2 separate regions of the Homo sapiens genome follow, and region 2 is linked to region 1. Evidence: chromatin loops called from intact Hi-C (ENCODE). Cell type or tissue: ascending aorta. All regions are shown on one strand.

Region 1 (8,000 bases):
TTCTGTCCTTGCAATAGTTTGCTGAGAATGACGGTTTCCAGCTTCATCCATGTCCCTACAAAAGACATGAACTCATCCTTTTTTATGGCAGCATAGTATTTCATGGTGTATATGTGCCACATTTTCTTAATCCAGTCTATTATTGTTGGACATTTGTCTTGGTTCCAAGTCTTTGCTATTGTGAATAGTGCCACAATAAACATACGTGTGCATGTGTCTTTATAGCAGTATGATTTATAATCCTTTGGGTATATACCCAGTAATGGGATGGCTGGGTCAAATGGTATTTCTAGTTCTAGATCCCTGAGGAATCACCACACTGTCTTCCACACTGGTTGAACTAGTTTACAGTCCCACCAACAGTGTAAAAGTGTTCCTATTTCTCCACATCCTCTCCAGCACCTGTTGTTTCCTGACTTTTTAATGATCGCCATTCTAACTGGTGTGAGATGGTATCTCATTGTGGTTTTGATTTGCATTTCTCTGATGGCCACTGATGATGAGCATTTTTTCATGTGTCTGTTGCCGGCCCACAATTTTTAAGAAGGATATGAAATTATAAATCCAGTCCTCAGTCACACCAGCCATGTGGCAAGTGCTCAACATCCTGCATGTGGCTAGTGGTCACCGCATTGGAGAGCACAGATATCCATTTTCATCCCTCTAGAAAGTTCTGTTGGACAGTGCTGCCTACACCACCCATGGGCCCCCGAGGACATTGCTCCTTCTTCTCTACCTGCCAGCCCAGCTCTGGAAGACAGCAATGCTCTCATGCATCTGCACAGCACCTCGCAGGTTGCAAACACCTCTCCCACCTATTGTCCCCTTCACTCAAAGACAAGGGTCACACACTTGATGGGGTGACACAACAGCCCCAATAATGGCAGGCAGCACTAGCTCTCAGGGTAGACCTGCTTCACCCACCATTGTTCCCCACTCAGCTGTGTCAAGACAGAAGCAGCCAGGTCTTCCCTTCCTGGGACCTGGGCCCAGCCCTACCTCCACTCACGTGGCTGCCAGAGGGACTGACCGTGCTCCAGGCAGGCTGGGCCTCCAGGCTGCTGAGCTCTTTCCTGTAGTGCCCTGACAGTTTCATGGGAGGAGTCAAGACATTGAGCACTGCTGTGCGCCTCCTGGTACAGCAGGGGCTGGTCCTATAGGATTTCAGCCATCCTGCTCCTCCCACCCACCCTGCACCATCGTCACCGCTCAGGTTCAGAGGGCTTCGGTCATTTTCCCAAGACCACACAGCTGCTGAGTGGGAGAGGCAGGATTTGAACCAGGATTTCTACTGTACTGTGTCTTGGGACAAGAATGGATTGGGGTTGGGAGGTAGCTGCCCCCGAGGCTCAGTCTAGGCCCTGAGGAAGAGTCAGCCAAACTCTCCCCAGCCACGTGAGCAGGAGGCCCAGATAAAGAACGTGCATCGAGCGCTGAGTGCCAGGCACTGTGCTGGGTGTGTGGGTGTGTGTGAGAATGTGTGTGTGTGTGTGTGTGTGCGCGTGTTTGCTTATTAGCTCACTGCATCCTTAGCAGGTATAATTACCATCCCCATTTACTGGGGCACTGACAGGTGAAGTAACTTGCTCAAGGGCACACAGCTATTGAGTGACTGAGTGGCAAGATCAGGATTTGAACCTGGACAATCTGGCTCTGGAGACCCTGCTCCAATGGGCAGACCTGTGGGCAGAGTTTCTCTGCCAGCCCTCTGAGCTTTGATTGCAGGAAGGAGTGGCCCCTCCTGCTGGCAAGGTCAGAGGAGGGTTCAGGGAGGAAGGGGGAAGAGGCAGGCTCACCTTCCTCCAGTCCACGATGTCCTTCAGCCTACGGAAGAGGAAGATGCCTTTCCCTTGAGACCGGGCTACCTGGGGTGGGATGGGGGCAGAAAGCCAGCTCTTAGCTCTGCGTGGTTCCTTGTTGGCCCCCGTGGCTGGGGGCTCTCCCCAGCATATCTGTCTCTTTTTCCTTATGAACCCCCAACTCTCCCCAGAGGAAGGCTAGCTGAAGGGGCTGGAACAGAGAAGGTGCTAACCCTGGCAGAGGGAGAGAGGGAAGGGAGGGGAAGGGGGAGACTGACTTAGCTCACAAAGACATACATTTGCATGAATAATGCAAAAGAACAGACAATTAAAAAGCCATTTCTAACAGTCCTGGGAACATATCATCCAAATCTTTTTTTGGAAATCAATTTGCCTTCCTAATTAGGGTTTGCTCCGGCTAATACTGAAATCAGCCTGCCTTTACTGAACCCCAGCATGGATAATTCATAGCTTCACACAGTCTAGGGGCTGAGAGAATCTTTGATCTCATATGGAGTGGTCCTCAACAAAGGCATTACTCCCCTTCTACCATTGTAGAAGGACAACAGTCCTCCTGCCTGGCCTTGCACACTCACAGTGCCTAGCAGCTCACTACCTCCCCCACCAATGCCAAACAGCCCATTTTGTTACAGGATAGCTTTGTTAAGTAGTCATCCAAAAGGTATATATGAAGTGCATACTGTATGTTGAGCATTATGCAATGGAACGTTCACAGCCTAACCTGTGTTGAGCTAAGACTGGCCAGTCTGGCTTTGGCTTTTAGGACCTCCTAGAACAAAGCTGATTCCTGGGTGCCAGAAGAGTCCTTTAGGTATTTGCAGCCACTGAGCAGATCTCCCAAGTCATCTTACCTCCAGCATAACTGCAACTCTCATTTCCTTCTGTTCTCCTCTGAGCATGGCCCACCTGGCCCACCCGAGGCTCTCTGTACAAGATAGGGGCATGCAGGGCTGCCAGGTGTGGTTGTACAGGTTGTCTACTGCACAAAGAGCCCCTGCTCTGCCTGCCATGCTGTGCACCATGGTTCAGGGTTGTGTGGGCCCAGAAGACTGGGTGCCAAAAACTCTATGGAGCACTGGTGGTGGCTCAGGGGCAGCCAAATGTGCACAGCAATTTTAGAAAGCAACTAATAAGTGTGCATCAGGAGCTTCCAACAGTTCACGGCCTTGCAAAAGACTTGAACAGGCATTTTACGAAAGAAGATTACCAGTGTAAACATACAATAGCTTGGGCACAGTGACTCACATCTGTAATCCCAGCACTCTGGAAGGCCGAAGTAGGAGGATTATTTAAGCTCAGGAGTTCGAGACAAGTCTAGGCAACGTAGAAAGACCTTGAGATCACATCGCTACTAAAAATAGCTTTAAAAATTAGCTGGGTATGAGAGTGCACCCCTGTAGTACCAGCTATCTGGGAGGCAGAGGTGGAAGGATGACTTTAGCCCAGGAGATCAGGGCTGCAGTGGGCAGGGATTGCACCACTGCACAGCCTGGGCAACAGTGTGAGACTCTGTCTGTTAAAAAAAAAAGAAAGAAAGAAAAGAACGGGCACTCAACTTCATCAGAGGGTTCACCAACAGAGAAGTGCTAATTGACAGAACAAGAGCACCGTCATCTCGTCATCTCGGACAAACACTGCCACTTTAAGTTCCAGTTCCCTTTCTGGCCTCATGCATTTCAAGGAAATCACTTCTCTTCTAACTACAAGCAGACAGAAAGAGCAGACAGTAAAACACAGATAAGACAGCTCGGGCACAGAGGGAGGTGGGGGGAAAGTCTCTTGGGTAACTGCCAAACTTCGCCCTCATACAATGGGCCCCAGTAAAACAGTAGATCTTAATAAGCACATTCCTTTCCCTTCAGGTGCACTAAGATAGGAAAGCTAAAAGCAACCCGGGGGATATGCCTGCAGCTGCAGAAAGATGTATGGGAACAGACACACAACTCTCCCTCCCAGATAAGCACAATAAAGAGACACAGAAGCAGTCCAAGCCTCTAATAAACTCTCCCGCCCTGAATCCTTAAAAACTCTTAGTCTGTAAGAGAGTGTGGCTCTGACCTAACTCAGCCAGAAGGTTCCTCTCAGGTTTGTTTTCTCTAAAATAAACCTGTCTTGACGGGCGAGCCACCTTTCGTGTTTCTCTCCTCTTTCTTTAATTCTTACACTAATGAAAATCACAATATGATACTACTATATACTACCTGAGAATAGTTAAATTAAAGACAGACAATACCAAGTATTGGTGAGGATGTGGAGAAACTGGAACTTGCACACACTGCTGGTGTGAGAGTACGTTGTTTGGAAACTGGCAGCATCTGCTAAAGCTGAACATAGGCATCCTCTATCCTATGTCCCAGCAATTCCTCTCTTAGGGACCTACATGACAGAAATGTCTGCACATGTCACCATGGACATGGCCCCAGACACCCACAGCAGCACTATCATAATAGCTCCACCCTGAGACTCCCCAATGGATGAATATTTAATCAATGGAATAGTATACAACGATGACAGTTAATAATGTACAATTACCCACATCAGCAGAATGAACTGCAAAACATGTCAAGGGAGAGACACCAGACACAAGGTAGTCATCCTATAAGATTCCAATTATATAAAGTCCAAAAGCAGACAAAGCAAACCTACGATGTTTAGTGCCTTGGGGGGTTGTGAGTGAGTGGAAAGGGGCCTGAGAGGGCTGCTGAGGGTAGGGAACGCTCTGTTTATGACCTGGGTGCTGATTATTTGAGTGGATTCACTTTGTGAAAATTCATACTGTGCCCCTATAATTTGGCTACTTTTCTATATTTTATTAAACTTCAATTAAACGGTATCTTTTCAGGTTCATATGCTTTGGTCTAGGAACCCCTATCCCCAACCCTGTTGGCTGCCTTCCCTATGGCCACTTTCCTTCCTCTTCTTCCTTGCTAGCAAAGCCCACCTCTCATGAGGGAGGCTAGAAAGACCAGATGTAGGTTTTCCCAGCTTCCCTTGCAGTTGGTGGAAACCACATGACCAGTTTTGGCCAATCAGACCTAAGGAGACATTTGCTCAGAGATTCCAGGAAAGATGTTTCTCCTTGTTAAAAATATTAGGGAAGGAGCTGGGGAGAAAGGGGATCGGGAAGAAATATCCCGGGCTCCTTCCTTCTTTCTTTGAATGCTACAGTCTGCGGAGATGATGCCTGTGACTGCAGCAGCCATGTCACATCCATGAGGTGACAAGTCTGATGACAAAAAGCCAGCACACAGGATGCAGAGTCGATGGAGAGAAGGAGCCTGGGCCTCTAGTGGCATCATCTAGCACATCCCCAAACCTGGATATGCCTACCCTCAGCCTTCTTGTTCTGTGAGATAACAAAATGCCTTTATTGTTCAGGCCATTGTTAGTAACTTGACATGACTGTTCCAGGAGGTGCCTTCCTAAGGGACTAACCCTAAAGAATGAAAGATGAACCGCCTGCATGGTGTTACATCGGGGCTGATGAGATGGAAATCACCTAATACCTAGTTCCAGCAGATGGCAGTTTCCAAAAACAACCACGACAATATTTCCTGTCCCATATGTTCTCCAGAACCCTGTCAAAAGGTAAATCAATGTCCCCTCCCTTGAATCTGGAAGTGTCTCTACTAATTGCCTATGGCAGAAGTGATGTGTGAATTCCAATGCCAGGTCATAAAAGGCAATATAGCTTCTGCCTGGCTCTCTCTTTCAGGATGGTTGCCCTCAGAACCCAGCAGCCATCCCGTGAGGAAGCCCAGGTCACAGGGAGAGGCCCACCTGGAAGGCAACTGAGTCTTCCAGCCCTCAACTCTGGCTGAATTCCCAGCCAACAGCTGGCACCTACTTGCTAGCCCAGCCAGTGAGCCAGCTAGGAAGGGGATCCTCCAGCCCTCAGTGGATGCTGGAGCAGCCTTCCTTGTCAAGCACTGTCCAAGCTGGGGGCTCACATGAACTAAATAAGGCATTATTGTTGTTTCAAGTCACTATGTTTGGGAGTGGTTTGCTACTCTGAAATAGATAACCGGAATACGAGCTTTAGTAGAATGGTTCATAACAATGGCAATACCAGCAGCCAATACTTACCAGGTGTTTACTCTGTGCCAGACACCGTGATTTATACACGTTACCTCATTAAAGCTTGAAAAAAAACACACACCCTTTGACATAAACATTAATGTTATCCCCATTTTGCAGCCAAGAGAACCAGCGAACAGACAGGCCAAACACATTGCCCAAGGTCACCCAGCCAACAGGTGACAAATCTGAGATAGTTAAATCTGTGCTACACAAACCTGGGGCTCATATACCTCTTGAAAAGTGCCGGGGATACACAAAATCACAGGATAAACACTGCTAGTTCTGGGGGCAGCTCTATTACTTGATGGTTTGGGAGGGATATATTTTTATATTATGCTTTTTTCTTTGAGACAGGGTCTTGCTCTGTCACCCAGGCTGGAGTACAGTGGCAGGATCTCGGCTTACTGCAAGCTCAGCCTCCTGGATTCATGCCATTCTCCTGCCTCAGCCTCCCAAGTAGCTGAGACTACAGGTGCCTGCCACCACGCTCTGCCAATTTTTTGTTATTTTTAGTACAGACAGGGTTTCACCATGTCAGCCAGGATGGTCTCGATCTCCTGACCTCGTGATCCGCCCGCCTCAGCCTCCCAAAGTGCTGGGATTACAGGCGTGAGCCACCGCGCCCGGCCGATTTTCACATTCCTTTCTATTAGGAATGCAACAAATCATAGGAGTGTTAGCCATGCCCGTGACTTTGCCATCTAAAGAGATCACAGTGATTTCGACATCACATTACAATTGTTGCAGATATCTCAAAATATTGTTTATGCTCCTCCTGACTTTGAAATTGTGGTAGCTGTGAGGCCTGCTGTTAGATCCTCTTTAATTGTTAATGAAAAGCGCACATATTTCTATAGCACAAATAATTTTGTAATCGCTTGTGTGGTGGCCATGACAATGCACCTTGCAGGCCTCCAACAGAGTAACTGACTGAGAGTGCCAGCGGCTTCCAGTTGAGGTCTAGCAGTGTTTGCCAGGGCGTCTTGCTAGGGCTGCTCCCAGTCAGTGACTAAGCCCCAGGGGATATGAAGACCGGCCATTCCTGAGAGACAGGGGACTCCTGACAGCCAACTTTGGCTGAGGCCTCCCAGGGGCCTTGATGAACTTTCAAAGGCTGCTCAGCAATAGAAACTTCCAACCTTCCTCCCTCCCTCCCTCTCTTCTTTCTTCGCTTCCTTGGAGGCCTGATTCTCTCCCAGCCTCACCTGCTAGCTCCCTCCCCATTTTTTCTCACCAGCCAAACTGTTTAATTTTGTCTTGGCATCCGTTTCTTGGGGAACCCAGATTAACACAGTTTGATAACGGGTTTTCAGTATAGTTGCCTTCTTTTATAATGGAATGTACTGTATTTTATGTTTTTAAAACCACAATTCTTTCATGGGTACATACTTATCTCCAAACTCATTAAGCTGTCCACATTAAATACGCACAGCTTGTTGTACGCCAATTATGTTTCAATGAAGTGGTTAAAAAAACACCACTATTCTGTGATAGGGTCCACACATTTCACCAGATGTCAAAGAGGCCCATGGCATAAAAACAGTACAGAAGTCTTGCCCTCTTGTTTAAGCTACTGTTATTTGGATTTTCTATTATTTACTGAGTAAAGCATCCCGACTCTTAGAAAGTCTCAGTGAAAAATTCTGAGAAGTTCTGGTTGGGGTAAACTAGTGTGATGGAATGTTAAAATGTGGCTCTTCCTGCCTTGCAGTTTGGAAATAGGCCCCCAAGGCTGAGAACAGCCCCCTGGTTGCCAAGAACGCTCGCTGCCGTGTGTGAAGTGTTAGACCAGCTTGGTGGACGCAGGGTGAGCAGATAGATAGGCCCTGTCCCTGAGCAGCTTGGGGGGCACACAGAGAGACTGACAGGCCCCATCCGTGACAGCCAAGCAGTCGCCTCCCCGCACCACGAGGCGGGCTGGAGCCACAGTTGTCCCATGACCTGTGTCAGTGTCCTGCCCACCTCCCCACCAACCCTGACGGCCTGAACTGCTGGCAGGGGAGAATGCTTCCATGGGAAGAAAGCTAAGAGCGATGCAATGTTTACACTGGACTTTTAAATGCCAGACCCAAGAGCCTGTTCTTATATTCCCCTAAAAGC
Region 2 (8,000 bases), 56 kb after region 1:
GTAATTTTGTAATTCCCATTTGGAGTGGAGTCCCTTTAAGTAGCCCTTTCCTAGCTACTTGATAAAGGTTCCTGGGTCCCTGTTGGGAGGGATAGGTGACGTCATGCCCACGCCGCTGATGGGGTTAGGAGACACCATGTGCTTAGAAGGTTCAGGAATCACAAGTGGTCACAGCTGGGAGGCCTCAGAGATGACAACTACTTTCTTTGGACAGAGAGGACCACAGTGGGCCAGAGAAGGGCAGGAACTGGGCTGGGGTTATGCCCTGCCTGGGCAGCTCGGACCAGCATCAGGGAGGGTTGCAGGCAAGGTCCCCTGCCTGAGTGTATTTTGTACTTGCAGGATATCACCTACCTTCGCATCCCGGTCGCTGATACCCCTGAGGTACCCATGTAAGTTCCCCTGGATGGACCCATAGATGGACAGACAGCTGCCTTCTGTGGTGGGGGAGGGGGAGGGGGTTTGAAGGAGGACAAAGTACTCAGGCCAGAGAGCTATCACAGGTGTTCAACTCAACCAGTCCCAGGTTTGACTCTGTCTCAACCATGCCCTTGTGATAGGCCCTTGGCCAAGACTCTCCACCTCCCCGAGCCTCAGTCTCATCAGCTATGAAATGGGAAAAGGACACTCTGTACCTTGGGACCAGCTACACCAGCTGATTTGAAAGGGTCATATTCAGCCTGTTCCTGGCCTTGGGGTTAAGACATCTGAGTTCCGGCCAGGCTCTGCCATTTACTTGCTGTGTGACCTTGAACAAATCACTTCCCCGCTCTGGGCCTCACCTGTAAATCAGGAGTGCATGATCAGAGTCAAGGAGGCTTTCGAAGATCAGATGACACAGGTCAAGGATCTAGGATAGGGCCTGGAGTATAACTGAGCTCAGAAAACGGGATTTTTGTTTGTGGCATCAGCAGTAGTGCCTCCCCGCTTGGGATGGAGCCAAGCAGACAGTGCTGCCCCTTGGGAATCTTGCTCCCAGCCTGCTGCTGCCCATCATTGTGCCCAGGTGCTCTGATTGCAGACCCCAGAGGAGTGGGACCCCTGTGTTTCCTCCCACCCATTTCTCTGAAAGGCCACAATAAACCCAACATGAAAACAGGGTCCACAGGAGGAGTGCTCCTGCCTAGATGGTGAGATTTGTCCTGACTGGTCTCTCTCACTGCCTGAAATGCCACCATTCTTGCTTCACACAAACACACCTCCAGCTCATACTAAGTACTGGCCCATATTCACTGCATGTGCTGGCTGACCTGGGGACCCCAGGGCTCTATGTCCCTTGCTATCCTGTAATTGGGGTGGGGGCGGAACAACTCCTGAGAGGTCTGCCCTGCAGTGCTCCCTACCCTATTGCTTTCTCCTCTAGCAAAAAGCACTTCAAAGAATGTATCAACTTCATCCACTGCTGCCGCCTTAATGGGGGGAACTGCCTTGTGCACTGGTGAGTTAAGCGGAGGGGGATAAGGTGGGGGAGGAAGGAAGTGGCTGTGCCCTCTGCTGAACACACACTCCCCCTGTGGGAAGGTTGGACCTGTGAGGGATCTTCTCCAGCCTGTCACAGTGCCTGAGGGCCCACCATTCACTGGAGAGAGGCCAACCCGGGACTCTATTCCTTATGAGCTGTGTGGCCATAGCCAAGTAGCTGTTTCTCTCTGAGACTCAATGTCCTCATCTGTAAAATGCGGAAAAGAAAGCTGACCTGATGGGACTGTTGGGAGGGATAGGTGAGGTCATGGAGGTAGCTCATCACCCTCCAGTAGTTCTGGGCCTCCCTCCTCCCCTCCAGGCCTTGGAGGTGATGGTGCAGGGCAGTGGGGAACCCCGAGCTGGGAGACAGGAATTCTGGGTCTTCCCAGGTGCCCCTCGCTCAGTTGATGTCATTCATTCCTTAACTTCTCACTGAAGGCCCATCCTATCCAGGCTCAAGCTGGCTCTGCTGGAGGCCCAGCAAGGAGGCCGGTTTCCCAAGCCTCATTTCCCACCCTCTCCCTCCTTCCCCTTTCCAGCTGTACTAACCTCCTCCCCATCCTCCAAATCTACGAGGCTTATGCCTCATGGTCTTTGTACACACTGCCCAGAAGGTTCCTGACTAACCCTTATTCATCTTTCAAATTTCATTGATATCTATTCCTTGGGAACCCCTTCCCTAACCCCACCCCACCTATAGATTAATACCTCTTCCTATGTGGATCTCCTAGCCCCCAGACTCATCCTCAAAGCTATTATCACCACCTGGAATTGATTATCTGATCAACGTCTGTCCCCCCCCCCCAGCCATACTGTAAGCTCCAGGACAGCAAAGACCATGCCTGTTTTATACCCGCTACATCCCCAGTGCCTGAAAAAGAACAGATGCTCAGGACATATTTATTGACTGAATGAATGGTGTTTCACTCAGGCTTTTGATGTGGGAGAACCCAGGGGATGCTCTAGACAGAGGGAACAGCATGGCAAAGGCCTGGAGGTGGGATGGCAAGTCCTGACAGGTCCCTTATGGTTGGAGCTCAGGAGGCAAGGGTGGGGGAGTTGAAGCAGGGTGGGGTGCCTGGGGGCATGGAGGACATTGGATCTTACTTGAAGCCTGAGGGGTTGTTGGGGATCCCAGCTTTGCAGGCATCTCTCGCAGCACCACGATTGTGACAGCGTATGTGATGACTGTGACGGGGCTAGGCTGGCGGGACGTGCTTGAAGCCATCAAGGCCACCAGGCCCATCGCCAACCCCAACCCAGGCTTTAGGCAGCAGCTTGAAGAGTTTGGCTGGGCCAGTTCCCAGAAGGTAGGGATGGGGTCAAGGGCTGGGTTGGGCCAGGGGTGGGAGATCCTTCTTCCCACTCGAACTGATCACTGATTGGAACATTTTTAGCCTGTGCCTCAGACCCGGATTTTTCTAGGGTCTCAAACTCATGGCCTTTGAGCTAATCCACCTCCTAGGTGTATTTTGTTAGACAGCCAGGTGTTTTCTTTTTCAATTTAGAATTTGAATGCCTTTAGATCAGTGCGGGCCCTTCCATTTGACCAGGTCTTCCAGCCCTCCCCACTGCCTGCCCTACCTGGCTGGAACCTGAAGGATTTGAGTGTTTGACCCCATCGGGGAGAATTGTCCATGTCCTACTCCATCCCTGTGTCCTTGATGAGACCACAGCAGTTTCCCTCTTATACCTCTCGGGCAGATGCTACGTAGAAATGTCAGGAACTAAGCCTCCCTGGGAACAAAGGATGAGAGGGGGAGGGCTCTCAGCAGGTTGAGGGCGGTACCCAGAGGCTCATCTGCAGCACGGCGTTGGGAAAGAGTCGGGCAAGGAAGAAATCTGTGGGAATGGGGTTGTGAGCACAGAGGTGCAAAGTGGGAGGAGTTACCCAGAAGTGCAAAGCGGGAGGAGTGATCCCCGCTGGGCGCCTGGGGGTCACTTTAGCAGGTCTGGAAGCTGGCGTGTCAAAGGGGGAAGAGGGGTCAGGGAGAGGGAGGGGCCTCCTAGAAGGGAAGAGGGACTCAGTGAGGGGATGGAAACCCCGGAGAAGGGAGGCAAAGAAGACGCTCAGGAAGGGAGGGGCTCAGCGAGGTGTGGGACGCTCGGAGAAGGGCGAAGGTCGGGAGGGTGGGGGCGGGGCCGGCTGCCTTGACCCCGCCCCGCGCCGGCCTTGACCCCGCCCACCTCACCCGCCCACCCCAGCTTCGCCGGCAGCTGGAGGAGCGCTTCGGCGAGAGCCCCTTCCGCGACGAGGAGGAGTTGCGCGCGCTGCTGCCGCTGTGCAAGCGCTGCCGGCAGGGCTCCGCGACCTCGGCCTCCTCCGCCGGGCCGCACTCAGCAGCCTCCGAGGGAACCGTGCAGCGCCTGGTGCCGCGCACGCCCCGGGAAGCCCACCGGCCGCTGCCGCTGCTGGCGCGCGTCAAGCAGACTTTCTCTTGCCTCCCCCGGTGTCTGTCCCGCAAGGGCGGCAAGTGAGGATGCAGTCCAGCCGTGGCTCCCCACTTCCGACTGGCTCCCTTCGGGGGCTGTCTGCGCCTTCCACGCCCCCCAGGACGGGCCCAGAGGCTGGGGGAGCCCCGCGGCGGCCTGAACCCTGCCTCCCGCGCCCGCCCTGCTCGTCCGCGTCTGCAGTCAGCGTCCCCAACCTGTGCGTCTCTGTGTCCGGGCCGGCCTGCTGCAGCCACCTGGTGCCTTAGTCCTTGGGCTGGGGGAGGGGGCCCACCCTTAAAGGCGGCGGGAGGGGAGGGAGGGAGAGTGGAGGGTTTGACGGGCCTGGAGGGTATTAAAGAGACACAGAAGAAGCTGCCTGTCCGAGTGCCTCCCAGTCATTCAACAAAGGCGGGGCAGCAGGATTCTGCCAGGAGCCAGCAGGACTGCCAGGGGCCAGCAGCCTGCAGAAAAGGGGATGCGAGGGAGCCTGCATCCCCTGGGGGCCTGAGGAGCCCACCACCCTCCCGCAACTGCAGTCTGCGGAGTTGCCTCCTGGGACCCCACCTCCTTCTCTAACATCTCCCCTCCCCCAAAGCCACGGTGTCCCGCCTGACAAGGCCCAAGTCCCTCCTTCTCTCGGAACCCCCTTCCACCTTTTGAACCCCTCTCCTCCACCATGAGGGGCCCCTCCCCTCCCCGACTCCCTTCCCTTCCCTGTGCACAAATAGTAGCTAGGAAGGTGAGGTAGCGCCTCCCTCATCCTGACCTTTTACTGCATGAGTTCACTTAATCCTCAGGGAGGAAACAGAGGCTCAGAGAGATCAGGCAGCTTGCCGGAGCACACACAGCCAGAGCAGGGAAAGCTGGACGCTAGCTTAGTCAGTCTGAGTCCCATGACGGTAGGTAGTTAGGAAGCAGCTCCTCTGGTTTGGGAGGTTCCTGACAAGGAGGCTCCACCCCCAGCTAGTGGGAATGACCCTTCCTGCCAAGACTTTAAAGGCCAGGGCTGCCCATCAAAGCGGTAGCTGGCTCTGAGGATGAGTAGAAGTCACTGCAGCTGATACTTCCAAAACTAAAGTTAACCCAAAGTTGAGAGGGATCGAAAATAGCTATAACCCAATAAGCCACTCGTATGGGGTTCTTAATATGCACAAATCACTGTGCTCAGGGCTGTCGGGGAGGCACCGATTCCAGCACTGGAGTTGGAGGATGGACAAAATAACCTTCAGCTGCCACCCCAACTTCCTACTCCTCATTCATTCAACAAATGTCCATTGAGTACCTACTGTGTGCCAGCCATTGTGCTCGGCCCTGGGTATACAGCAATGAGCAAAACCTCTGCCTTCATGTTGCTGACATTCTGGTCGGGAAGACAGCAAATAAAAAATATGTCAGGTGGTGAGGGAGTGGACCGTTTGGTTATCTGGGGGAAGCATTCCAGGCAGACAGAACATTAAGGCCATGAGTTAGTAACCTCCTTGCCAGTAACCTCCAAAAACAGAAGGAGCTGCTTCCTAACTACCTACCATCATGAGTTAGGGTCTTTCCCTTCACAGTTCATGTGAAGAGCAAAGTGGCTGGACTCACCAGAGTGCAGGGAGCCCGCAGTCCTCCAGGCTGGTTAATGGTGCTGCCAGACGCCCCATTTAAAACACCTTCTACCTCTGATGGTGTCTTCCCCTATTTAAAAGCCTCCATGGAGGCGGAGGCTGTAGTGAGCCAAGATTGCGCTACTGCACTCCAGCCTGGGTGACAGAGCGAGACCCTGTTTGAAAAAAGAAAAATAAAAAAAGCCTCCATGGCCCCCATCATCTATAGGACTGATCTGATATTCCAGATCAATCCTTCAAGATGCTTCAAGAGCCAGGTGGCTACTGGAATATGGGAGCTAGAGGAAAGGAGGAGCAGGAAGAAAGCCCTCCCAGCAGGTACACATCAGGAACAATGCTTCCAGTCTCTGGTCAATGCTGGCTGGGTGCCCAGCTTTGTGCCAGTGCTGTGCAAAGGTGCAGGGAGTGGGGGGCATTCTCTCTCAGAGCCTCAGTTCCATGAATACAGCAAGGAGTGGAGCAATCTGAGCAACTTGATCTTTTTCATATCCCACATCTCCTTTGACAATTTAATGAAAGATGCAAATCCCCCCCCCCCAAAAAAATGCATAGACATGAAATTTACATTCACTTTTAGGGGGTCAGAGACCCCCACCAAGAATCCACAAAGTACAGGTGTAGCTGTCGGCAGGCAGTGTGGGGCACTGCTTAGGCTCCCGGGCTCTAGGGAGCAGAGAGACACATTTTGGCTCCTGGCTCCACCACCCACTAGCTCTGTGACCTTGTTAGAGGGCTTTAACCTCTCTGAGCTCAGTCTTAACATTAAAACAGGGCTTTTACCAACCTCATAAGCTGTTGTGAGAACCAATTGAGACACTGCAGGAAAGTGTTTAGCCAGGCCCAGCACTGATGAGCAGTCGGTAAGTGGGAACTCCTAATATTTACAGAAATAAGTGTGACCCCTGGACTACCTGCATCAGAACCTCACGGGGGAACTCATTACAATGTGGGTTTCCTGGGCTTCCTGCCCAGAAAGTCTGATTCTGCAGATCTGGGATGGAGGTCATGAGTATGCATTTGAAACGAGTTGCTGCCTCTCAGTTCTGGCAGGAGTTAGTTTGAGAATCCCTGTGCCTTTCCAATCTCAACAGTCCAGGTCCTGAAAAGAGACTGACAAATTTCCAGGTGGGCTGGGAAGAGCAGGTGACAGTTGCAGACTGGGGCAAAGCTGTGTCTCTGGATGCTCATGGGGGCCGGCCTCCTGAGACCCGCAGAGCCCAGGCTACCCCACTTGCGTGGGTCTTGTGTCTCACAGCGCCTCCTGCCACCCCATAAAAGAGGATCAATGCCCTCCAGGCTAGGCTGCTATGGGGAGGTGCAAAAGGAAAGGGCCTCCCAAGAGAGGGGACAAAACAGAAAGTGAGACCTGCCTGCCCAGACTTTCACTTTCATAGCCTCCCAGCATCATCCAGGTGGCCCGTAGTCCCCAGGCCCACGTGGGTTGAGCCACTGCAAGCCCAAGACCTGGCCCCTGCATCCCTGATGGCCAGAAGGAAGGAAAGGTCCCCGACGGCAGGTGACCCATGGCAGAGCCAGAGGTTCCCTGTGCCTCTGGGACTGGGGGGGCACAGATTGAGAGTGGGTGCTACGTGGGGTTATGCTGGGAGGATGCGGGCAAGACCCTCTTTCGCATCCCCTGGAAGCATGTAGCCAAGCAGGGCTACCAGGTGCAACAGGACTCAGCACTCTTCAGGGCAAGGGGACAGGGGACTGGAGACGCTCAGCACTGGGCAGGCTCTGGACACAAGTTGCCCCAGCACTGAGACTGACGGATAGCCTTGTGACCCTGGGCCACTTTCTGGCCTCTAGGGCTGAGGGTAATGTTCTCTACATATGAGGGACTCTCAGACACTTTCTTAAAACAATCAGCCAAGGCTGCCACGACCTGCACCACCGGCCCCTCTCAGAGGGCCTCTTCTCCCACTCCACCAATGCACTAATGGGAATTCTGTCAGCCTCCCACCCCTAAACCCATCAACCTCTGCAGCTCAGGAAACTTTTTGGTGCTCCCAACACCAGCCCTTCTCAGGGACCTCCTGCAGGAATGTCCCTCCTTTCCCCAGTCATCATTAACTTCTTCCAAACTGGCTCCTTTCTTGAGAAAGAGATGGTTAAGCTGAGGATGGTGGGAGCATGCCAGGTAAAGGTGAAGAGGCGAAGGTATTGCAGGCAAAGGGAACTGAATGTGCAAAGGTCTAATGGAGATAAAGACATGAAGCATTTAGAGATGAAAAGAACTAAAGTGGGGGAGGAGAGGGAGTGGAGGCAGATGAGGCCCAGGAGGGGCAGTTCATGCATGGCTTTGAGGCCATCATGAAGAGTTGGAACTCTTTCACAAGGGCAATGGGGAGCTATGGTAGGGGAGGGTCAAAACCAGATTTGTGGCCAGGAGTTGTGCCTCAACTGTAATCCTACCACTTTGGGAGGTCAAGGCAGGAGGATCACTTGAGCCCAGGAGTTCGAGACCAGTCTGGGCAACATAGTGAGAGCCCG

What was found. A loop is a pair of places that touch in the nucleus more often than their neighbours do. Peaks named below come from ENCODE experiments on the same cell type or tissue, not always from the same donor. Only the 100,000 strongest peaks of a DNase experiment are listed, where the experiment ranks them.
Region 2: it touches region 1 in a loop (3-fold over the local background); 3 of 110 quality-filtered maps call a loop at or near these places.

What each region holds. Positions count from the first base shown.
Region 1 is chr20:31,913,729-31,921,728 of GRCh38, reverse strand. It overlaps TTLL9 (tubulin tyrosine ligase like 9), which reads right to left. Exons shown (of 15, transcript NM_001008409.5): 7 at 1,797-1,865. Among named protein-coding and RNA genes, the nearest start is that of PDRG1, 34 kb to the left of the region's middle. RefSeq lists an enhancer at 3,250-3,299. In ascending aorta, no CTCF peak of the experiment used is centred here; no DNase peak of the experiment used is centred here.
Region 2 is chr20:31,857,345-31,865,344 of GRCh38, reverse strand. It overlaps DUSP15 (dual specificity phosphatase 15), which reads left to right. Exons shown (of 7, transcript NM_080611.5): 4 at 343-392; 5 at 1,364-1,438; 6 at 2,603-2,774; 7 at 3,670-4,268. The coding sequence ends at 3,942. Among named protein-coding and RNA genes, the nearest start is that of DUSP15, 9.2 kb to the left of the region's middle. RefSeq lists a silencer at 3,772-3,971 and an enhancer at 6,707-6,806. In ascending aorta, no CTCF peak of the experiment used is centred here; DNase peaks (open chromatin) are centred at 3,704 and 4,694; H3K4me3 peaks cover 1,388 bases; H3K27me3 peaks cover 2,594 bases.